Linked DNA regions of Homo sapiens: region 1 is linked to region 2. A link is an interaction called in ENCODE POLR2A ChIA-PET data of the cell type or tissue named here. Cell type or tissue: MCF 10A. All regions are shown on one strand. Links, peaks and the distances in the headings refer to the core of each region. The heading gives the core; the rest is flanking DNA.

Region 1 (12,744 bases), core at 4,256-9,255, 490 kb after region 2:
AAATCTGAAAATCCAAAATCCAGAATACTCATGAGCATTTCCATTGAGCATCATGTTGGTGCCCAAAAAGTTTCAGATCTTGGTGCATTTCAGGTTTCAGATTTTTGGATTTGAGATGCTCAATCTGTATTTTTCCAAAAATTCTTGTCCCTTATAGGGAGAATAAGCTATAGACAGACAAGCTCTGTGTTATCTTTTGAGACTTTGGAGACAGGAAAAGGGAAATTACATTTTCTATGTGTCTTTCAGATGGGTCGGTCAGTGAGCCAGATATGGCGGCCAATTTCTGCCCTGACCACAAGGCACCTATGGTGCTGTTCTTGGACCGCGTTTATGGCATTAAGGATCAAACTTTTCTGCTCCACTTGCTGGAGGTTGGATTTTTACCTGACCTAAGAGCTTCTGCCTCTCTAGATACAGTAAGTTGCAAAAATAACAAAAAATTATTGTTCCCATCATTGTGAAATTAGTAATGTTGGACTTCGAAGCAAATATTTTCTCTTTACTCACCAATTACATTTTAATAGCTTACTTTAATGGGTGAGAAAATAGAGGTATCATGAAATGGAAGATCTTAATTTATTGGGCCAGAGACTTAGATATAGGTCAATTTGACCCCAAATCCAACTCCCTCAATTGCAGAGTTTTTTTAACCTTGACAGTAAATGTTAAGGGGCTATCCTGTGCATTGTAGAACGTGTAGCAACATCCCTGGCCTCTACCCACTAGATATCAGTAGCACCCCAGTTCACCGCGAATCCCTGCCAAAATCAATTTCAGATATCACCAGATGTCCCCTCGGGGACAAAATCACCCTCTGGTGAGACCGTGTCTCTATTGCCTTTGAAAAAGGCTGGCTGGCAACATTATAGGCTGACATTACTCTTCACACTCTCGCTTCTTAGTTTCATGTACTGACCACCAGGATGGATAGGTCTGAAGCCAGGGGCCTGACGAAGGTCAATACAAGAGGACAAAGGCAAATATAAGTTTGGAAATCAAGGGTGAGATAGATAAGGTAGTTCACCATCAACAAACATCAAGAGAGGAGGCCCCTAGAGTTACAAAGCTCAGATACGAGATGCCACAAGTCAGAACTAAGCAGAAAAAGGTACACCAGGAGTCATAGGTCCAAGGAGAAAAGACAAACTAGATCTGCGTAAGTCTAAAAAACATCTTTCCAGTTTAGTGTTGTTTTTAGTTATAACATTTCTCAAAGGCTCCACCTGGTGTCCAACAGAGACAGAAATCTGAGCTCTGTGATGGGTTGTCAGCGGCAAATACCTTAACTTGGATGGATTCCACCTGCATGGGTTATCCAGAAATGGAAAGAAATATGAGCCCCAACCTGAGTGGGAGCTGCATTCCCATGTGTGGTATGGTGATGATAAATGGTATATATGACAGTATTAGGGTATACGATCCCTAATACTGAATAACCCAGTCTAACCCAATGTTTTGATATAATAAAACAATGAATAATTTTTTATTCATAATGAATAATTATGAATAATTATTTGTGAATAATTAAAACAATGCTTCTGCCACTGCTGTTGTTTTGAACTTTTCTATAAATTATTTGATTTTAAAAATAATTTTCTTAACTCATGGGATCTCCCCAAGCTTCCTGATCAAATAATTTAATGTTTTTATAAATCAAATAAACAGCAAATGCTATTCTAGTATCTGGTGTTCAATCACATGTTTGTCCAAACACCATCTACAACAAAAAGGTGTTATATTCAGTTCATTAACACATAGACATTCATGCATTCTCTTTTGAAAACTTATAATCTACTGAAATCAAAGCTCTGTCCTTTCTCGTTTTAAGTCTGTATATTAAAGTGATAAATGTGAAAGATTAGCTGTTTCTCCCAGCATGATTACTGAAGTTTCTAGGAGACAAACTTGATAATTTAGATAATTTATAGGAACAATGAGACATGTATATAGTTCAAAGAAAATGGTTTTTCAAATCATAAGTTATATAAAGTGTGTTACAGATAGAATGACTGCAGGAATCACAGGAAATGGCAATATTTCATCTCTGTGGATCTCAAGGTTTCTTTCGAAAGTTCTATAGTTTTCAAAGATGGTGGTAAAGCATGCTTTGGCTATACTTAGTGTCACTAAATGGGTTTTCCTTGTATTCCATTCATCCGTCTAAATGTACATCAAAGAGCATTGTAAGCAAGAACTATGTTAGAGTTGTACAGAAGGTCCCAAGTTTCTGTTCCTTTTCCACGTTGCCCATGCAGAGTCAGGTTCCCTTTAGTGGGGTCTACTCTAATGTCAGTATTGATTGTGAATTGCTCGAAGTGCTCACCAATTAACTGAAAGGAGTCAGAGTTCCACTTTCGCTTTCACAAAACTGGTGAATTTGAGAAACTGCTTGGCCTATAACCATTCACTAATCTTACAGTTGTAAAATTACAGTGTGTGAGTCCCTGGTAGGTGAGAAAAGAGAGCGAAAACCAGAATAGTAATGTAGTATCCTGGCAACTAGACTTTGCAAGCATCAAAATGTTGGGTTAGACTGGCCATCAGCTGATTTTAATGAGTTCAAAATTCTTTTGAAGGGAACAGATATTTATAGGATCATTTGGGAAGACTTAGAGCCAGCTAGCCTTTGTTATGATTTTTTTGTGTGTTTTTTTTTTGTTCTTTCTTTTAACTTGATTTTTTTTCATTGAAAATGCAAAAAGAAAAATAGAACTGCCGATAAGGTAGAAAGTTGTTCACTGCCTTGCTATGCAACGTGGACATATATAAGCTCCCACAGCTTGCTACATGGGAACTCTGTGCAGAGCCAGCTTTGCTCTGTTCCTCAGGGCAATTAACCTGTGTCCCAATCTTCTTTCTCTAGGTTTCCCTAAGCACCACAGAGGCTGCGCTTGCACTAAATAGGTATATATGTTCTGCTGTGCTCCCGCTCCTCACAAGATGTGCCCCTCTCTTTGCCGGAACAGAACACTGCACCTCTCTGATTGATTCCACACTGCAGACAATATACAGGCTATCCAAGGGACGTTCCCTCACCAAAGCACAAAGGGACACTATAGAAGAATGTTTGCTTGCCATTTGCAAGTAAGTACATATCCTATGTTGTTACTTCTGTGTATGCATCCAGGTCAACTGCATTTTCCTATGTAATCTAAAAACTGGTGGTCTAGTCTAAGGAAGCTTCCAGGCCATTGTCATACACCAGCCCTCCCCCAGACATCTCATAGGATGTGCTCGGCTCCCCTATTTGCCACAGGCTCTTCCTTGAGGCTCATCTTTCCCTTTGGGGGAAGGGAGAGGGCACAGCTCAGGCTTTACCCATTACGGTTGATGGACCAGAAGACTATTTCAGGCCTAAACTGTTCAGATTAAGGGCTGTCTTCATTCTCTTCATTCTCAAGATAGAGCCAGAAGCAGATGTGTCTGTCCTCTACATGAGCATATCTTACATAGAAGCCAGACTCTGAGTGTGAATAAAAGCAACCTACCGGCTGGGCACGGTGGCTCACGCCTGTCATCCCAGCACTTTGGGAGGCCGAGGTGGGCAGATCACGAGGTCAGGAGATCGAGACCATCCTGGCTAACACGGTGAAACCCCATCTCTACTAAAAATACAAAAAAAAAAAAAATAGCCGGGTATGGTGGCAGACGCCTGTAGTCCCAGCTACTCGGGAGGCTGAGGCAGGAGAATGGCGTGAACCTGGGACGTGGAGCTTGCAGTGAGCCGAGATCATGCCACTGCACTCCAGCCTGGGCGACAGAGCAAGACTCCATCTCAAAAAAAAAAAAAAAGCGACCTACCTCTAGGCCTCCCAAGACCAGCAACAAATGAAAGAAAAAACCTCCAGTCACAGTGGGGAATTAAAGGCAATAATTTTTATGACTGCAGATGGGCATCAGAGCCAGCTGAGGACAAAAGGTAAAGTCACCCCAAGAGCCTTGGGTCTTCAGGAATCTAAGTCAAGTCTGGTAGAATCCAAGGAAGACGACCCTTTCAACAGGTCTTAGCAGCACAGGCCAAGACTATGATCTGCTATTTTTCAGCCAGTGTTTTTCCTTCTCACCTGCATATCAGAAATGCCTGATGAGTTACGAAATAAATATCCCAGTGCCCAGGCCACATCCGAGCCCAAAAAGTCAAAACTGTTAGGGATGGGACCCAAGATTCTGGCTTTTGAAGCTTCCCAAGTGATTCCAATATGTAGTCCAGATTAGGAATCACTGCTGTAGGGCACTCCAGAGAGAGGATCAACAGCCTTCCCCCTTTAGGGGCCAGCTGAGTATGGTCTTGATTTCTTGTTGAATGAGTTCTTTTCTAATCACAGATGAAATTACTATGCATTGGGGAGCTAGGGCTACCTGGAAAAAAAAACTCATCGGTCCTCACATCGATGTGAGTAGAACATCACACCAAAAGGTAATCTCAGCAATGAGATAGCACTACACACATATCAGAATGGCCAAAATGCAGAACACTGACAACACCAAATGCTGGCAAGGATGTGGAACAACAGGAACTGTCATTCATTGCTGGTGGGAGTGACAATGGTATAGTCACTTTGGAAAGTAGTTTGTCAGTTTCTTACAAAACTAAATATACTCTTAACTATATGATTCAACTATCTTACTCCTTGGTTTTTTTACCCAAATGAGTTGGAAACTTATGTCCATACAAAAACCTGTATGCAGATGCTTGTAGCAGCTTTATTCATAATTGCCAAAACTTGGGAGCAATCAAGATGTTTCTGAGTGGGCGAATGGATAAATAAACTGTGGTACATCAGACCATGGAATTTATTCAGTGCTAAAAAGAAATGAGCTATCAAGCAATGAAAATACATAGAGGAACCTTAAACCCATATTACTAAGTGCAAGAAGCTAATCCGAAAAGGCTACATGCTGTATGATTCCAACTATATGGCTTTCCGGAAAAGGCAAAGCTAAGGAAACAGTGAAAAGATCAGTGGTGTCAGGGGTTGGGGGAGGGAGAGATGAACAGGCTGAGCACAGAGAATTTTTAGGGCAGTGGAAACAGTATAATGATGGATGTATGTCATTAAATACTTGTCCAAACCAATAGAATGTACAACACCAAGAGTGAACCCTAATGTAAATTATGAAATTTGGGTGATAACGATGTTTCAATATAAGTTTATCAGTTGTCACAAATGTGCCACTGGTGAGGGATAATGATAATGGGGAAGGCTGTGCCTGTATGGGGCCAGGGATATATGAGAACTCTGAGTACCCTTTGCTCAATTTTGCTGTGAACCGAAAACTGCTCTGAAAAATAAAGCCTGTTACAAAACAGTTTTAAAATGTTGTAAAAAGGATAATCTCATGCTTATATTTCAAATATAACAATGATCACTATGTTTAAAATGCTTTTTAAAATTAAGCTGTATCTACTGTCTTTGTATTGTCTAAGGCCTACAGGCTTTAACTGCTTTATGGAACAAGCTGTGTCATTGCATGGTATTATTTTCTTGGGGTGGGGAGTAAAGGCTGGTTGATGGGAAGGAGGCCTCGACCCAGGCCCCAAAAAGGGTTTTCTCCCAGAGATCTCCTTCCCAAACCAGGCCTAATATTATGTTACTGCTTCATTCAACACAAGATTTTTATGATAACTGGCAGACAATTAAGCTAATTAGAATATTTTTGATCTTTCAAGAGAGACAAATTTCAGTGGACACACCAATTAACCTCCAGGAATTAATAAGGTACCTAGGTTTTGCACTTTGCCGCTTCAAAAGGAAGATTAATGCCCCATTATTTGTTTTTATGAGCCTCTATTTTCTTAACGGTAGAAAATGGAGTAAATAATGAGTTTACACAAAAAGAAATCGTTTCCATCAGCTTTAATTTGTAATTGGTTGGTAATGCATCAATAACAGCTGCGATCGTGTTCCACCTTTTGCTGGAGCTGAACTCCAGGTGTATTTTAGAAACCACATCAACCAAGGACCCCTGCCTCCCAACATAAGCTGTTTCCTAATAACAAAGTCGCATTGGTGAGACTGATTTGAGCTGCAAATATTTCTAAAGAATCAGACTTTGGAGAAATTCGATTTTTTTTTCTTTTTTTTTTTTTTTTTTTGAGACAGAGTCTCGCTCTGTCGCCCAGGTTGGAGTGCAGTGGTGCCATCTCCACTCTCTGCAAACTCCGCCTCCCAGGTTCACACAATTCTCCTGCCTCAGCCTCCTAAGTAGCTGGGACTATAGGCACCCGCCACCACGCCTGGCTAATTTTTTGTATTTTTAGTAGAAAAAGGGCTTCACCATGTTAGCCAGGCTGGTCTCGAACTCCTGACCTCAGGTGATCACCCCACCTTGATCTCTCGAAGTGCTGAGATTACAGGCGTGAGCCACCGCGCCTGGCCGAGAAATTGGAATTTTACATCAAACAAAAAGTAGAGCTCACAGCCCCTATTACTGTACTTTTAGAGCTTTTCTTCTTGATCACTTGAGCTCTAGATGTAGCAGGCAAACTGATACTTAACTAGGTTTTTTCATTGTTTATTTTAATAAGTCAGGAATTCACAGAATTACAGACTTATTGCACTCTTTGTATTCAAGTTAGTGAATCTTAGGTGACAATTGCTAATTAGCTGAATAATTGAAACATTGAGTGATTTTTGCATTCTAACTATTGGATTCTGAGACAAGGCTACTTACTTGCTGTGTATTTTCACCCTGGGGCTTTTTATCACAAGGCCAGCTCCAGAAACAGTTGTGAAACAGACGACTTTTGTTCTCCATCTGCATACATCCTTCTTATTGTAGATGCTCCAAGGATTTCTTCCCTGGCATTCCAACATTTAACAAAGGGGTGTCAGCTTTACCTCCTTAGCTCCTTAGGCAATAGTGGAAAAAATCCAGGGATTCATGAGCTGAACTTATATACCAAATTGTGTTTATGTGTGTACACCTTTCTCTGGAGAAAACCATAGGTTCCACTAGGTTTTTTTTAAAGTTTGGCAATGTAAAAAAAGCAAAATTCGTGTTGCTTATCTCTCCTTTCTCTACCTCAAAATTTATTTGTGCCATGAACTCTGTAATTTGATAGATTATTCTTTAAATAGTTACTGTGTTTGCCTATTAACGGAGTTGTTTTGAGAACAAAGCCTTACCCCAAACAAATGATTCCAGTAGTGAGAATTTCATGGCCCAGATCATAAGGCGGAGGGCTTTAAAGTTCTCTTCAAATCGCACCAGTAGGTGGCCTCAGATTCCACCTGTGCAGCTGCTCAACGCCAGTTTCTCCCTCTGCAGAGTTCAGGGGACCTTAGAGATGACTAGAAAATGAACTGCACCTTCTTTCTGTTATATTCTTTGCACATAATCAGTGACTATATTTTGAGTATGCATATATCCTAGAACATTTTGTCACATAGCAATTAGAATTCCACTTCGGGTATCCCAATTCATTAGCACTCTTTTTCTGAATTTTAACTGTACTCTTTTCAAGTGTTTCATCATCTACTCTTGTTTATCCGAGATCTTGTGTATTAGGAGCTGTTTTGAGGCTTGGCTGTAATATGCTTATTGTTCAGTGTTTCTTTCATTCCTCCTTTATTATTATGTTTTCATTTTATTTATCTACGTTTGTCATTTCATACTGCAGTCACTTGAGGCCTTCCATGTTACAGCAACTCCTGCGACGCCTCGTTTTTGATGTGCCGCAACTCAATGAATACTGCAAAATGCCTCTCAAGGTAAACATCACTATTGTTACAGAAATACAGTCTATTGCACAGGAAACTTGCCTTGTAATATGTGATGTCTTCACAATTTAGAAGGAAAAATACATGCTAAATGGGTTTTACTCCCTTAAGTTGATGGTTAGCTAACAAGATAGATCCCACAAAACCAAGTCCTTTCTTGAATGCCGAGGTTGAAGAAAATTGCTCCAATTTTCTTTAACTGCTTTCCACTGACTGCTTGATATTTAGCTGCATTTAATACGAGGACTTAGATTTTGTGCTTCCCCAATGTAATTAGGTTTTCAGATTGTGTTCATCTCAAAAAGCTTTGAAGGCCCTGTGGTTTTTCATTAAATTGATTAAAATGTCCCTTTTCTATTCCATACTGTTTTGTGCTTTTCTTCTTTGTAAGAAATCTTTTTTGTTTGTTTGTTTTCTACTTTTTTTTTAAATGAGATGGAGTCTTGCTCTGTCACCCAGGCTGAAGTGCAGTGGTGAGATCTCAGCTCACTGCAACCTCTACCTCCCAGGTTCAAGCAATTCTCCTGCCTCAGCCTCCTGAGTAGCTGGGACTAGAGGCACATGCTACTATGCCCAGCTAATTTTTGTGTGTTTGTTTGTTTTTTAGTAGAGATGGGGTTTCACCATGTTGGCCAGGCTGGTCTCAAACTCCTGACCTCAAGTGATCTACCTGCCTCAGCCTCCCAAAGTGCTGGGATTACAGGTATGAGCTACTGTGCCTGGCTCTCTTTCTTAACAAAAAGACCACAGACCCCTCTCTTTTATTATTATTTTTTTGAGACAGAGTCTCGCTCTTGTACTCACACTTGAGTGCAGTGGCACAGCCACGGCTTACTGCAACCTTGAGCTCCCGAGTTCAAGCAACCCTCCCTCCTCAGTCTCCCAAAGTGCTGGGATTACAGCAGGTGTGAACCACCATGCCTGGCCTTCCCTTTTTTTTATTGTCTTGTTTCTGGTTTTCTCATAAATTACAAATATTTTATCACTAGAGGCATCTGGGCCTGGTGGGAGGACACCAGAATCAGTCATCCACCCAAGCAGACAGTGTTTTTTACCTTTTATCTCTGAGGCACCTGCCATATTCCCATATGCAAAAGTGTTAGCAATGGCTAGCCACACCTGAAAATCCTACCTAATGATTTTAACAGCACTTTCCTTTATAGTCCAAGCGAGCATTTCAGGCAGCATTTTACTGTGCTAACAAGAATTCCCAGAGGGCTTTAGTTCAATCCCCTGTCTTCATGCCAGGCAGAAAACAGTTTGTATGTTCTTAGAGATTCCACAGTCCTCCAAGGGCTAATTCTACTCTCTAGCAGCCCCAGTTTTCATCTCAAAAAAATACTTTAACTGAAAACCATAGTTAAAGTATTACCATCTTAATTTGGTATTGCTTCCTCTGCAAGCCTTTGCTGCCAGCTGGATACTGGCTTTGAAGAGGCATTATTGATATCACTCAATAAGCTCACTTTTACCTCTCAAATCTGTGGGATTTTTCTTGGAGGACATGGATCACACCTGCTGGGATGGAAACATTACTGGTAACTTCTGCCCTCTACTGGCGAGATGTGAAACTGCTGTAAAGTCACTGGGGTGTGAGAGAGGGGAGAGGGAGCGGGCACGGGGAGTGGGGGCAAGGAAACAACGGGTAGTAATTGACGAGAGAAAATCTTCAGACCCACGACTTGCAGCCCACCATCCTCTCCCCATATCAGCATCCCCCAAAGATCTTCCAGAATTACAAGCAAAGGTCCCAGAAGAAATTATTTCCACCCCTGACTGGCTAGAACAGCTCACAGTGGCTACTTTCAGAAGGTAGCACTTTCTGGTGTGAACTAGAAACGGCTCCTCTCCATTTCCTAGTAACTGCTAGGGGGCACATTAGGAGGCATAAGAATTAATCAGGCAGATCCGCTCAGGCTCAAGCTGACTGTTCCCAGCTTGAGAGCAGACTGTTCCCAGCGGTGTTTGAAGGGCCTCTTTGTAGACAGCCCAGCTGTTTCGCATGTTTCATTCTCATGGTCTCTGCTTACTACTTGATTCTCTCCTGCATGTTTTTGATGCCTGTGGACTTTCTCTATGCCACCCCGCTGGTCTGTCCTGTTCTGCACCTCCCAGCTTCTGACGAATCACTATGAACAGTGTTGGAAGTATTACTGCCTGCCTTCAGGATGGGGGAGCTACGGGCTAGCTGTGGAAGAAGAGCTGCACCTAACGGAGAAGCTTTTCTGGGGGATTTTTGACTCGCTCTCCCATAAGGTAATGACAGTACTTTCTGAACAAAAAGAGAGCATCTCAGTGCTCCAGCATCTACAGATAATAACAGCCGTCATCTGTTTAGCATTCCATTTGCCAGGACCTGTGCTAAGTACTTCACAAGCATATTACGCCAATCCTTGCCCATCTCTCTGAAATGGAAACTCTCAAAATCCTTATTTTACAGGTGAAGAAAAGCCTCAGAGTAGCTGAATAAATTTTCACATTCACAAAGCTGTACGAGGGAAAGTGACTACCAGAGTGAATTCCACACAGATCATCTGATGTCAGTCTTTGATGTCTTACCTCCCCATTCGTTTCCCCCTGATTTGGTGTGGCTCCTGTCTGCCAACCTTCACTAGGCTCGAGCCAAGAGGAAAAGTCCTGACATCTGCTGTGATGGTGGGACAGGGGATTTCCAGAAGACCTTAAGCCATTCTGGGAGAGGTTCTTTGCAAGCACTCATTTGAGGAGGCTTCGAGTGAGAACTGAGAGCCTCTGAATCCCAGGCCTTACTTGAACGGTGTGATTGAAGTAGAGCTCTGACTCTTAGACTTTGCTCCACTTCCCCTAACCCAGTTTGTGAGGTCAGGAGCTTTAAAGGTAGAAAATGAGTAGGTCTGGTTTTCTTAGAGAAATCTAGAACATGCACATAGCTTGTTCACCTGCACTTAAATTTTCTTTACCCCTGGATTTCGTTGGTCTAGTATAAGCAGATCAAAAGCTCTTCCCAACCCCATGCCATTTGACTGAAATTCATTTCTGGCTGGGTTCAAGAGAGAATGATGGATATTGAGCAGCCTGCTGATGATGTCAACATATGACCCATATCAGCTACTGCAGAGCTTGGCACAGCTTACTGTGCCCTCTCCAGTTATAAGTTGGGTCCGTTTCTGTGACCATCCTTAGCAGACAAGTTTATAGTCACCTTCTGGCCTAGCGCCTAGTCACTTTAACCCTTAGGTAGTCTTGAAATTAGTCATTTAGGAGATATTGATTTAAGCCTGTTTTAAGATTTTTCAACTTAAAGCAAATGGTGACTTGAGGATTTATAGTGTTATTTCATTTTCCAAGGATACCTGCATTTCCACCAGAAAATATTTAAGGGGTTACACATTTCCCGTTTTGGTTAACCTGGATAAATGCGCGTATTTTATTTCTGTTTTCAGCTGATTGGTGATTGGTTCTGTCTAAAGGCATGGTTCTGCTTTCTCTACTAATGTGGCCTTGTTTTTCCCTCACAGAAATATGACCCAGATCTTTTCCGAATGGCCCTGCCTTGTCTCAGTGCTATAGCTGGGGCCTTGCCACCAGATTATTTAGATACCAGAATCACAGCCACGTTGGAGAAACAGATCTCAGTGGATGCGGATGGCAACTTTGACCCAAAACCTATTAACACCATGAAGTGAGTCCAGAATCATCTCTGAGCTGGTGCTGTATTTTGTCCAATAGCCAATGTTTTCTTCCAGAGGGTAGCAAGAAATGTGAGCTTTACCTCTTTCCCTCCTGCCAACACTGTTCATCATTTCTCTTGATGTGTCAAGTCCCATCAGGCACAAGGTTTAATCCATACATATCTGTATTATTATATTCTGGGTTTTTGGTGGGGGAGGAAAGGGTTGGTTTATTTTTTACCAGAGATAGACGTTCCCACACATAAATATCTCCTGAGGCACTGAGAGAACTACCCTGACAAATTATGCAATTAATTTATTAATGAGCTTTTTGACAATATCTTTGCTCATGGTGAATTAGGCTCATATGGTTCTAATAGCATCATACATCACAACAGCTCCATAAATAACACTCAGCTGTGTCCTGGCAAGGCTGCGGTGTGATGGCAGAACAGTGTGGGGTCCTCACTGGAAAAGCTGGACCTGCTCTTTGCCATGCCGAGGGATGCTGGAGCTTCAGAATAGCCCTACCATTGCACCTTTTACTTTCTCCCTGTAATTTTCCAGAATTTCTCACTGGTGTTGACTAGGCCATGGAGGTGTGCTTATCCCTTGGGCAAAATATTGCTAAGTTTTGGCTTGTGGTAGTTCTGCCCAGTTATGAATATGCGCTGTAGGGTATACAGTCAGCTCCAGGTGCATTTTAAATGAAGAGCTCTAAAACTGCTTCAGAGTGAGCAGGGAAAGTAAGCCTGAGCCTATATGAGCCCCTTGGACCTGTCCTTCATGGCAGTAGTTCTCAAATGAAAGCCTGAACCCTTCCCAGGGGGACTGTCTGCTTTGATCATGTGTAACATTCGTCTTTGGGACAATTAAACACACATTCCGTTGGAAAGAGCTTTGAGCTGTGGGGATGGTGAGACAGAATTGAAACTGCTGTTAAGTAAGAGGTAAGAAGCATGGTGAACCATCAAGCTTGGGCCAAAGAAGGCAGGTGCTGACTTGGGAGGGCTCTGCCTATAAAAAGGGAACAGTGCTAAAGAAAGACAAAGCAAATGGCGTAGTAACTTGGATGCTTTTGAAAACGTTCTGAGAAAACATTATACTCTAGCAACTGTGTGTTAATGGCTCTGTGTTATTTTGAGAGTTCAGATTTATTCCAGTGTACCTGTGACATCAACATAGTTCCTTGAGGAATGTGAGGAATGGAGACTAACCCTGGCTTAAGGAGAAAAGCACCTTATTGCAAGAATATGGGGTCATTATCAAGACCTAGTGAAAGGCCAACCTGGCCTTAGCACGCATAGTCACCAGGGAAGGACTGCAATCAGGCACAGGGAGGAAATCGACAATCTTCAGGTGTCCCC
Region 2 (12,744 bases), core at 3,248-8,247:
AATTGTTATTATTTATAGTTGAGAAGCTAAAAGAAATTTTTAGAATAGGTGAATTTAGTGAGATTAATGATACAAGTTCAATATATAGAAACCAATTGTATTTCTATGCACTAACAGTAATCAATTAAAAAATCAAGGCTGGCATGTTGGCTCACACCTGCAATCCTAGCACTTTGGGAGGCCAAGGTGGGAGGATCGCTTAAGCCCAGGAGTTTGAGACCAGCCTGGGCAACATAGTGGGACCCTGTCTCTATTTTATTTTATTATTTTATTTTTATTTTTTGAGATGGAGTTTCGCTCTGTCACCCAGGCTGGAGTACAGTGGCATAACCTCCTCCTCCCGGGTTCAAGCAATTCTCCTGCCTCAGCCTCCCAAGTAGCTGGGACTACAGGCATGTGCCACCACACCTGGCTTTTTTATTTTTTTTATTTTTTTATTTTTAGTAGAGACAGAGTTTCACCATGTTAGTCAGGCTGGTCTCGAACTCCTGACCTCAGGTAATCCACCTGCCTCAGCTTCCCAAAGTGCTGGGATTCCAGGCATGAGCCACCACACCTGGCCACCGTCTCTATTTTATTTTTAATATTAATAAAAAAAGAAAATCAAATTAACACAGCATTCACAGTTGCATTAAAAATATTAAATACCTAGGAATAAATCTGATGGAAAGTGTATAAGAACACCACACAGAAAACTGTAAAACGTTATTTTGAGAAATTAAATATCTAAATAAACGAAGGGATAAAGATATCATGGTGTGTGAAACTATTGTTTATTTTTATTATTCTTTTTGAGATAGCATCTCACTCGGTGGTCCAGGCTGGAATACAGTGGTGCAATATATCTCACTTTTACCTCAACCTCCTGGGCTCAAACCATCCTCCTGCCTCAGCCTCCTGAGTAGCTAGGACTATAGGCACACACAACCATGCCCAGATAATTTGTTTTATTTTTTGTAGAGATAGAGTCTTGCTATGTTGCCCAGGCTAGTCTCGATCTCCTGGCCTCAATAGAACCTCCCCCGCCCCACAGTCTCCCAAAACACTGACATTACAGGCATGAGCCACAGCACCTGGCCATGGAAAATTATTGTTTAGATACTAATTATCCTCTCACTTTATCTATAGATTCCATGTAACTCCAATCAACATCTCAGCAAGGTTTTTTGTTTTTGTTTTGGTAGAAGTTGAAAAACCGATTTTAAAATTTATATAGAAATTCAAGGGGCCAAGAAAGCCAAGATAATCGTGCAGAATTTAAGCTACCATATCAATACTAATTATAAAGCTATAATAATTAGTGTAGTTTTGGCACAAGGATAGGAACAGAGACTAATTGTACAGAATAAAGCATCCAGAAACACTCACACATATATGGTCACCAGACATAAAATAAGACACCACTGCAAATGAATAGTATCTTCAATAAATTGTGCTGGATCAATTGGATATCCATATGGAAAAAAAACCCCACAAATTTTAATCTCTACCTCACACCACAGAAAAGAAAATAAATTCCAAAAGAATGTAAACCTGAGTAAAAGGTAAATGATAAAAAATTCTAGGGGAAACCACAGAGAGTAGTTTTATGACCTCTAAAAGGCAGAAAGCAAAAAAGAATGGATTGACACATTTCACAGATTAGATTTTTTTCTAAATTAATAACTATTGTTTATCCAAAATGTCATTAAGAAAGTAAAAAAGGAAAGCCTCAGAATAGACTATAATACACACATTTGACAAAGGATCTTATGAAAAAAATAAGGAACTCCTACAAATCAATTAGAAAAAGACTAACCATCTCACAGATGCAGGCGAAAGACATGTCACAAAAGAGGACATTCAAATTTCCAAACTGTGTGAAAAGCTGTAAGACATCATTATTAATCAGCAATAAAATGCACATAAAATATCATTATTGAGTAATAAAATGTTTTTTAAATCAAAATTGTATACATCACTACACCCTTCTGCCAGAATAGCTAAAATCATAAAGGCTATAAATACTGAGTGAAAGTAAGGATGAGGAATAGCTAGAACTCTTGTACATTTTTTATGGGAGGGGATATTGGTACAGGCACTTTGGAAAATTGTTCAGCTTATCTAGTAAACCAAAGATGTATATACTCTGTGACCTAGAAATTCTATTCCTTGGTATCTAACCCAAGAAAAATGAGAGGATACATCCATCAAAAGACATGCACAAGAATACTTGTAGCAGCTTTATTATAAATTTCCAAACTGGAAATAAGCAACATGTTCCTTAAGAGTAGCATAGATAAATTGTGCCATATTTCTATAATAGAATATAACAGCCATGAAAAAGAACAAATCATGCAGCAATGCGAGTGAGTCTTAGTGAAAGCCAGACACAATCAAGAACATACTAAATTTATATAAAGTTCAAGAATGCTTTAAAAAGAAAGAGATGCAAGTCAGGCTAATGGTTACTTTTCCAGGAGTATTGACTGGGAGGAGGGGACAGGGAGGTTTTCGGGAACTCAGAATGTTCCACAGCTTGATCTCAGTGGTGTTATCATGTATAAAAATTCACCAAGCTATATAAAATTTGTGCACTCTATGTACATTATATAATGCAATTGAAAAGTATAAATAATCAAAAGGAAAGTGTGACAAGTCCTGAGACATACAGTCTATGGAAAGAAAGTATAAAAGGGCATCACTGGGGCCTCTGGTCAGTCTGGTGGACCCACTGCATCCTGGGAAAGGGGACAGCACACACACATAAAGGAATATTTCTGGGCCCCTAGTCCTCTTTTTACTACGTTTCTTCCTCTCTGAACATAGCTCCAGATAATTTTCAGGAACTGCATGCCTCTGAGGACATGTGAAAAGAACATTAGGGCCGGGCACGGTGGCTCACGCCTGTAATCCCAGCACTTTGGGAGTCTGAGGCGGGTGGATCACCTGAGATCAGGAGTTCGAGACCAGCCTGGCTAACATGGTGAAAACCTGTCTCTACTAAAAATACAAAAATTAGCTGGGCGCAGTGGCACATGCCTGTAATCCCAGCTACTTGGGAGGCTGAGGCAGGAGGATCGCTTGAACCTGGGAGGTGGAGGTTGCAGTTAACTGAGATCAGACCATTCTACTCCAGCCTGGGCGACAAGAGTGAAACTCTGTCTCAAACAAACAACAACAATAACAACAACAAAGAGAAGAACATTAAAAAGAGATTTTTTTTTTTTGAGACAAAATCTCACTCTGTTGCCTAGGCTGGAGTGCAGTGGCCTGATCTTGGCTCACTGCAACTTCCACCTCCTGGGTTCAAGGGATTCTCATGCCTCAGCCTCCCAAGTAGCTAGGATTACAGGCGGCCGCCACCATGCCTTGCTCATTTTTGTTTTTTTTTAGTAGAGACGGGGTTTCACCATGTTGGCCAGGATGGTCTCGATCTCCTGACCTCAGGTGATCCACCCGCCTCGGCCTCTCAAAGTGCTGGGATTATAGGCATGAGCCACCGCGCCTGGCCAAAAAGAGGCTTTTAAAACACCAGTTGCTGAGGAAGGCAAGAGGAAAGCCTGAATGCTGTTGGTTTTCCAGTCTGAACCATGGAGCGGAGGCTGAAAGAGATGACTTGTTGGAGGCCATTTACACAGTGACACACACTGTGCTGAGAAGCACCCCGCCCTTCAAAGGCCGCCTGGACTGCCGGACTGCTACTGCAGTCTGTCAGGGAGGCCATTTTTCTAAGCTTACATTTGTTTTTCAAGAAGCAGCGTCTCCTTTTCCTCTTTCATCTTCCTCAGAACTTCCTGGTATTTCTTTCCATGAAGTTAAAAAATAAACAAAGTCATAAATGGAAAATTTCCATATCTCATCATGATGTCATTGATAAAAACATTCTGCTAATTATTTTCCAAACAATATACTCATCAGTATGCACACACCAGTGGGGGAGGGGTTCTAATAAAAAATTCAAAGATATTAGTGACCGGAATGGATGTGTATGAACAAAAAGAGCTCCCTCCCATTCAGGTCCCTGCTTGTATTCAAATCCCAGCTCTGACGTTTACTAGCTGTGTTCCCTGTTACTAGCTGCATTCTAACTTCCTGAAACCTCATTGTCCCCTTGATCATAACTGTCACGCTCATAGAATTATTGAACAAATTGATTGAGAAAAATACTATAGGCTGAGTGCTTAGCACAGTACTTGGCACAAAGTAAATCCTTAACATACATCCGTCTTCTTGTTGCTGTTGTATACAGAGCATTTTCCCTAGTGACACATTCTAGCCTAATGAAAAACCAAGGAACCCATGGCCTTGGAGATATTCTGCCTCTACTCGGACTTTTCCTCCACATGGGTTGCACCTTTATGTAGTAGACCTGGTCCTTACAGAGGTCAGACACAGATTGGTAGTCACTCTCTATCTAAAAAGAAAGAAAATTAACAAACCTCATGAGTTAAATCAGAACCAAGCCCAGTCTCCTCCCTGGGGCCCTACCTGGTGCACTGGCACTTGGCTGGTTACCTAGCAACTCCTGACTTGAAGGAAAAACAGTCACATCACAAAGAGGTGATCTCATCATTAGGCACAGGGTCTGGTTTTAAGCAAAGGAAATATTTTGCCCAAGTTGTCATCTGCCTCTCATGTGAAATACCAGGGGACGTGTCAAGGCACTTTGGTTTGGAATTCAACAATGGTATTTGACACAGAGATGTAAGAAATGGTAAAAGCAGTATTTTTAATAGAAGTTTTCTTTCCCTTCAGCTGCATAAGAATGCATAAGAATCAGAAATTCATTTGCAAGATGTTTTTGTACCTCCCCCTCCTATGCCTCAAGCAGATCTGTTTCTAAGACCCTTGGGATTCTCTCCCATTCTATCCCGGGCAGACCCTCAGTGGAAGAGACATTGCCTCTGCCTTGGCCAGTTCCTCCTCTTGCTTTGCACAGGACTCTGTTGACTTCTGTAGTCTTGCCTGTGGAAGACAATGAGTGACGGCAGAAAGTTACTAGCATTCTTTTATGGAAGGGAAGTGGGTAATTACCATATCCAGACCAGCAGAGGGCATGACACTAATGGCTATCATGTTGAAGACATCTGATAACAATTTAGGGTGGGCACTTGTTATTACCCCCTCCCCTCTCCATTTTACAAATGAGGAAACAAAGGCGCAGAGAAGTTGAGTATGTAACTTGTTAAAGTTTAAAGTGGCAGAGCTGACATTTACGCCTCAGTAGGCCAGTGCCCATTCAGTGAACCCAGCCATCCTCCTTCCTCCAGGCCTACTGACCAAAGCTCACAAGCCTCTTCCTCCCACTCATATTTCATAGGGTGCACTGGCATGTCCCCTGAATCACACAGAAAATAAAAGAGAAACCTGGGCCAGGCGTAGTGACTCACGCCTGTAATCCCAGCACTTTGGGAGACCAAGGCAGGCAGATTGCTTGAGGTCAGGAATTCAAGACCACCCTGGCCAACATGGTGAACTCTGGCCAATGTGGTAAAACCCCATCTCTACTGAAAATACAAAAATTAGCCAGGTATCGTGGCGTGTGCCTGTAGTCCCAGCTACTCAGGAGGCTGAGGCAGGAGAACTGCTTTAACTCCCGGGAAGCAGAGGTTGCAGTGAGCCGAGATCTTACCACTGCACTCCAGCCTGGGTGATGGAGAGAGACTCCATCTCAAAAAAAAAAAAAAAAAAAAAAGAGAGAGAGAAACCTGGTTTCTCTTTTTCTGAGAAATACATAAGACAGTGGAGCTCTTGTATAGTGGGCTCAGTTAAATTGCCACACTCACCACATAAGTATGCAGAGAGCTTCCTAATAGGGGTTTTCCCCACTATTGGGTGTCCAGTGTAGTCATTCATTCAATATATATTTATTGGGCATCTACTATGTGCCAGGCACATAGTTCTAGGCCCTGGGGAAACAAATGAACAACATAGGCAACAATTCATGTTCTCAATGAGTTTATCTTCTAGCAGAGGAAAAAGATAACAAAATAAATTTTAAAAAAACTTCTTTGGCCTTTGAGCCATGGGTTGGAAATCAGAAGATCATGACACATCCCTGTATGACTATGGGAGTCAATATTTTCTTCCTATTGAATATCTTATTTGTGTGTCCTCACTTAAATAATAAGCTTCTGGAGGGCAGGTCCCAATGGGCATTCAGAACATGTGTTTTATCGACTGATGGAAGATGGGGACTCTGGAGCAGTTCCCTCCACTTTGATCCACTGCAGTCATCTCTGCTCCTAGTGTGACTAGTGATGTCATAAATGCCCCCACAGGCCATGGGATTACATGCAGAGAATAAAGGACAGTGACTCATCTCTGATAAGTACACAGACATAACCAGTACATACCCTAGGGTAGTCCTTGAGAGCAATTTCTCACAGGACCTAGAATTGACACATCTCCCAGAAAAATCTGTTTGTTTTTTCTACTCACCTTCATTTCCTCCAGGATCTGCTTTGTGGTTTCTTCTTCAAGGCCAATATTTGTAAATAACCCTGAAATCTAAAATACCATTCAAAAAATCATGAACTAAGTAAGGCACACAGACATGAAAACCTGGGCCAGTGGCAGACTGGGGTCCCAGGCTGCAGATGGTGGTTACTAATTCGGGCCCTGGATAGAAGCTTGGAAGAAAAGCATCTCCTTCTCTCTGTGGAGGCTGCCTGACTCCATGTGGGCTAGACAGACTTTTCTGTTCCCACAGCCCATGGAAGAAAGTGCACAGTGAGGAGGGGAGGACAATGAGAAAGGGAAGAGAGAATGGGGCAGAGTGGGAGGAGGGATAAGTCTTTTCCCCCTCTAAAGCCCTTTAGCCCTCTCACCACAATCTGTAATGCCCAGAGAACAATTGGCAGCAGCAGTGCAGAGGGAGCATGCAAACTTTGCCAGTTGCTCCTTCTTCTCCAGTCTCTGTGATTACAGAGTTCTGGAAGATAACTCTTATTGATAAGATTCCTAAGAAACGAGGCTTGTTTCCAGGGCATGCTTTGCTATGTGGAGAACAGCCTTTCCGTTAACGTTTATGTATATCTTTTCTCATTCTGAATGTGCCTAGGACCCCTCCTGCATACTCCCAGCCCAGCCCACCAGCCTTTCTCTTGTGAAGACACAATGTTCTTAGGGACTCGGGGACCCTAAAAAACCCAGGGCTCCCCTTACCTTTTTCTGAACCTCCACCACATTCCTGCTTAGGATTGCGTTACTTTTCTCCTGTGGGGAAAAAGAAAGTCAAGGGAAGAAAGTTGCTCTGCCGTCATCTCTCCCCCTTCATCAGGCCACTGGAATAATATCTGGGGATTAGTCTATCAAGTCGGAAAAGTGCACTCTGGCTCACACAGCAGATCTGGGAAAAAAGCCTCTTCGGCCCCCATGCCCAGTGCTTCATTCCCAGAACACTCTCTTAAACAGCCATGATTTGAGACACAGAAGCAATGAACATGGGATGAATTCCTGGGAAGGAGAGCAGCAGAATGCAAACAAAATGCATCCAATGGTCCTTTTCTAGACACCTCCTTACCAGCTTTGCTGTCTCTAATTCCAGCTCCCTCAGGGATTCCTCCTGTTCATCTATGACATAGTTCAACTCCTCCTCCTCTTTGGCTTCTTCTAGTGACAAGGCCAGCTTTCTTTCCAGGCTGAGAAATATAAAGTCACCCAGGTGTGGCTCAGCCCCTAAGAAAGCTGCCAGGGCCCCAATTTGAGAAGCTACTTTCGAAGTCTCAGGAAGTCAGAGTAACTACCAAATGCAATGGCGATAAAATGTCAACCTAATGTGAAAATTTAATGCAAAAATCTATACCTGAAGTATTTTGAGGGCACTGTAGTTCATACTTTAGGATTTAAATAAAACGTCAAGATTCACCATCAAATAAGTGAAACTTTCTTCCACCTGTATCCCAAAGGACCTGCAGGGGCGGGGAGGCCCTTCCCCCACCAACCACAAAGCCTTACCTTGAAATAGTTTCTTCTTTCTCTTTAATCTTTCTAAGGAGAACCTGATTCTCCATATCCAGTTTCTGCAGGTCCTTTTCAAGGTCTGAATTCAGGCAGTCAAGGTTCTGTTTTACAGCTTCTAATGCTGGTAATTATATCGTCTGCTACCTACAGAAAATCATCTTTATCACCAACCTCAGGACAGGAAAACATAGGAGCCCTAAGAAGACGTTCCCCTATAGTTTCACTCATTCTCTTATCTTCTGTTGTTAATAAGCTTAACCAGCCTTATTTTGTTTTCCATGATAAATTGATTTCTACACTATTTTGCATAAAGTAAATTCCTGGAGTGGAGCCACATTTTAATTTTAAATACTATAAATGGAACCCACTGAAACAAAGCTTTCATGAAGCAAAAAAAATATTTTTTCTATGAATACTTTAACACACTTGTTTTAAAATATCTTAGATGAAGTATGCAGAATCCAAGTGATACCTCTAAAGCATTTAGAGACCTGCAAGGGAAAGGCTTCTCCTTTTGCTATCTTCTAACCTAGTCAGGCAGGGACATGGGCTGAGTAGAGGCCAAAAGGGTGATGAATCTTTTTCCTGCCAGACTGATTAGCTGTTTGAGACACTAGAGATCTTTGAAAATCCCATCATTATTCTGATGAAGAACAGAGAACTGAAGCCAAAGTTTCTTATCCCTAGGAAGCCTCCTCAGACTTGAGGAGATAAATTCTCACACAGTGGAGTTCTTCCTTACTGGATTGCTGGAGACTCTTCCCGTGGAGCTTCCTCTACTGAACTCTTTTATTATTCCCATACTTACACATCATCCAGTGGATTCTGTCCAACGTCTTCCATCATAGCGTCCCTAAAATGTGAACACAAACATCCGTTATGGAAAAGCCCCTAACAGCCAATGCAGTAATTGCCCCAGGAATGAGCAGGTAAAAGGTAGACCTTGCGTTCAGGCCACACAGAGCCAAGAAGAAACGTAAGCCTCCTACACTCTCATGCTTCCCATGATCAATTGCAGTATTTTTTACAAGCTAAATTTCAGTAAACCAGATCATATTTTAATTTAAAAATCTCATAAATGAAACCCACTGGAGCACAGGAATCTTTTTGTTTTCAAAATTTTCCACACTTTGGCTCCACTTTCCTTTTCTCACCTACATTTGTCCCGTCACAAGTTACTAAGAGTACTCATGTATGTCTATTGACAAATATACTGAGTGTTTGTTTTTAACCAAACCTTCAGAGAAACTTTAAAAAATAGTAGAAGAGTTAGAGGGTACCAAAAAGTTGGCTGACTGATTTCTATTAGCTTATTACCATCCTACTTTCAAAAAATCTCTATTATAAGTGGAGTTAACCCTAAAACAACAGCAGAAACAGCAGCATGGGCAACAGGATACAACTACTGAAAGGAAGAAACACATGTCAGGCTCTCAGACACAGCATATCCTAATCATCGCACTACACAAGTTCAGGACCAAATCCAACCTAAGAAAAGTAGAGAACAAAATCTGTATTCTCCTTTCACATTGCATCTTCTCTTCTTTTCCCTTCCTGTTTAAGCTCTTTTGTTTTAATCTCCTTTTCAATTTCTTCTCCTGTCTCCTCCTTTTTTTTTTTTTTTTCCCACTCTCCCTGGATTTTACTTTTCTTTCTATGGTCTTTACACATAGCAATGTGGTGTGATGATGATGCCCTCTGAGCTCACCCTTCTCTTCCCAGTTGAGATTTCTTCTGATCCCAACAGAGATTTCCAACTGAACGTCAGAACTATCAGAAAGGGCAATGCCTTACTGATAGTAAGCACGCATAGCTGGACCTATTATATAATCTCTGGCTGGGCCGGCCAGTGTGTCATAGTGGGTTGGGTGGGTGAGGGTAAGCAGGGGGGCGGGTGGGGCAGCAACAATCCATCTGTGGCATCACTGTGGGCACAGTGGGAGCAGAGTTCAGCCCTTTAGGACGGTCTAGATCTCTTCTGTAGCAGCAATAAGATCTATGAAACAGATTTCTAGGTACAGTTTAAATCTCTTCCAAAGCAGTAATCAGTTTTATAGAACATATTTCATTTTTCCAAATCTCTAGGCCTAATGGTACCTGTGATCACTTTCATTTCTCTTCCATGATCTCTGTGTGGCATGTGTACAAATTGCTGTCCCCAAATCCAAAGTGTGCATCTATATTGAATGCATCCAGGAGCTATAAGGTAGGGATGTCAGAGAGCAAGCCAGGAAGGACCTGAGAGAAGACTTATCTAATAGCTAAGCAAGCCCTCATTCTCACCCAATCAGATTCTTGGAGTTGCAAAACAAGCCTCTTTATTTTCCCTTAACTGGCAATGCCATCATTGGGAAAAAAGGATCTGACGTTTCAAAGGTGGAAGGAGTGTGTGGAGGTGGAACAGGAAGGAAGAGGAGCGTAGGGTCCAGAGATTCCATTTTACTGCCTACTCCTTTGGAATTCCCTCTTCGCTTTTTGAAGTCTTAAATTGCCGGAACAGTAGATGGCATTTTACACGTCAGTGTCACTCTACTAACCATTCCTGGATTCTTCTCTGTGTTGACTAAGAAGATGAGGCAGGATACAGAATTGAAGAGATATCAATAAAGGTGTGTGCTTGGACTTCAAGTCTGTCCATTTCTGTCCTGTATACGCAATTTGCTCCCCTATGATCTTTTCTGTTTCTTTCTTTCTTTTTTTTTTAGCTCAAAATGAGAGAATTCTTCTATGATTTAAGTCTAACCTTTTCCAGATAAATTGTACCAATCTCAAGTTGCTGAAAAGTCCTTATAAGACACACTACTGTTTCTCCCAAAACATCTCTCCCGTGCAGTAATATCTCCCATAATCTTATCCATCCTTTTCAGTTAGCTGAAATGCTGCTTCTGTTTCAGTAGGTAGCTGGTAAGACATGAGCAGAGCCGGAAAGGGCTTTCCTGCCACACACACACACACACACACACACACACACACACACACACACACCACACACACACCAGGAATCAGAAATGTGAGGCGACCATCAGGTGATGGTCAGGCTGTTGTTACAGTGCCTCTCTAAAATAATAATTGGTTGCAGCCGGTGCCAGGGAAAGGCCGTCTCCCAATAAATACAAACACCTGAAGTTGGTGATCAGCCGCTTTCTGGTAAGATCTCAGGAGCTGGGCAAGGGGGCTCAAGCATGTACATTAAGAAGCAAAATGGGAGAGTTTAACTGGTATATGACTTCCTAGGAACATTTGACTGGTAAGGGAAGAATGCCTCGAATGAGCACATGAACAACTCTAGGAAACACACTGCGCACCTCACCTCCCAAGTGCTAGCAGGCCACTGCGCATGCGGACAGCCTACTCCAAGGGAAAAATCGGAGACAGGACGCAAGACCCCAGAAATATGGCAACATGTGAAACCTCAAGTCAAAGGTCAAACCGTGCACTTGATCTCTCAAGTTGCACGCTTGGCCCTCTTCCGAGTGTACTTTACTTTGTTTCATTTCTGCCCTAAAGCTTTTTGTTTCTCTTTCACACTCCACAACTCCCCTCTAAAGCTTTTTGTTTTTAAATTTTTTAAATTTTTAAGAGATGGAGTCGCGCTCTGTCGCCCAGGCTGGAGTGCAGTGGTGAGATCTCGACTCACTTCAAGCTCCGCCTCCCGGGTTCACGCCATTCTCCTGCCTCAGCCTCCCGTAAAGGTTTTTAATAAACTTCCCTTCCTTCTCTAAAACTTGCCCCGGCCTCTCCTTCTGCCTATGGCTTCTCGGTTGAATTCTTTCTTCTGAGGAGGCAAGAAGTGATGTTACTGCAGACCCATATGGATTTGCCACTGGTGACACCTTGTACAGCTTCCTGGATGCCAGCCCCAATCCTGGCAGAATGATTCCCTCTAACCTCTTTTTGCCTCTTTGGGGATTTTTATATAGTTTTTAGGAATATGAGCATACTGGTCTTCATCCCACAATTAGGCCACAAACCCTTTGAAAGTGCGTGTGTTAATCAAAACCATTTTTATGTATCTCCTCAGTTGGGCTACAGGGGCACTGTTCACAGGAAATTCAACAGGAATGGTGACTCCTGAAATTGTTCAAGAAGGGACCTTGGGCAAATTACTTAAACTCTCTCCAAGCACAAGTCTCCTGACTCGTGAAATGAGCACTACTTCTACTTTACAAAGTTGCGGTGATTGATTAGATGAAATCACATATGTTAAGCTCCTAACACCATGGCTGACATACAGTGAGCGGCATCTAATTCTCCCTAATATGGTACGTGTTTTATTTTTTTTATCTCATCTTTCTTCTGCACATGGCATATGCTATTTTTAGAATAAATGAATTAACAAATGGCTTGTTCTTCTCCTTTTGTCTAAAACAGGTATTCTTCACCCTTTTCTTCTTTCAACACAACTGAGAGACTCTAACCTGTACTCTCCCATTAGTACACTCTCAGCAACACATTGTACCATGGCAGCATTCCCAACAGAGGGCCATGTTCCCCAGGACACCTATCCACAGTCAACACGAATGTAATTTGAAAGCCTTTGTAAAATGTCCCAGAGCAGTAGACACCTCTGGTTGAAAAACACTAATGAGGAACATTTTCCCTCCACTAAACTGCATTTTCCTTTTCTTAAAGACACTGCACAAATTCACCCTTTCGATGAAACTTCCCAAAATAAACCCTTCTTACCTTATTGCTCCAAGTAGATAGTGTGCACTTTGAAAGTGACCACATTTCCCTTTCTTACTTTACAACCAAGAAGTCAAAGCCACATTTGAAGCCCCAAATTTTTATGATTGT

Evidence for each region. ChIA-PET counts read pairs that join two places held together with the same protein. Peaks named below come from ENCODE experiments on the same cell type or tissue, not always from the same donor. Only the 100,000 strongest peaks of a DNase experiment are listed, where the experiment ranks them.
Region 1: POLR2A ChIA-PET joins it to region 2 with 5 read pairs; 2 of 35 experiments call an interaction of 5 or more read pairs at or near these places.

Annotation. Positions count from the first base shown.
Region 1 is chr15:33,728,608-33,741,351 of GRCh38, forward strand. It overlaps RYR3 (ryanodine receptor 3), which reads left to right. Exons shown (of 104, transcript NM_001036.6): 47 at 250-419; 48 at 2,867-3,087; 49 at 7,628-7,718; 50 at 9,843-9,983; 51 at 11,225-11,388. Among named protein-coding and RNA genes, the nearest start is that of CHRM5, 230 kb to the right of the region's middle. RefSeq lists an enhancer at 9,444-9,984. In MCF 10A, for the core only: a CTCF peak has its summit at 7,232 (motif pointing right); no DNase peak of the experiment used is centred there.
Region 2 is chr15:33,237,814-33,250,557 of GRCh38, forward strand. It overlaps the pseudogene TMCO5B. Among named protein-coding and RNA genes, the nearest start is that of FMN1, 49 kb to the left of the region's middle. RefSeq lists a silencer at 412-581. In MCF 10A, for the core only: a CTCF peak has its summit at 5,039 (motif pointing right); DNase peaks (open chromatin) are centred at 5,288 and 6,288.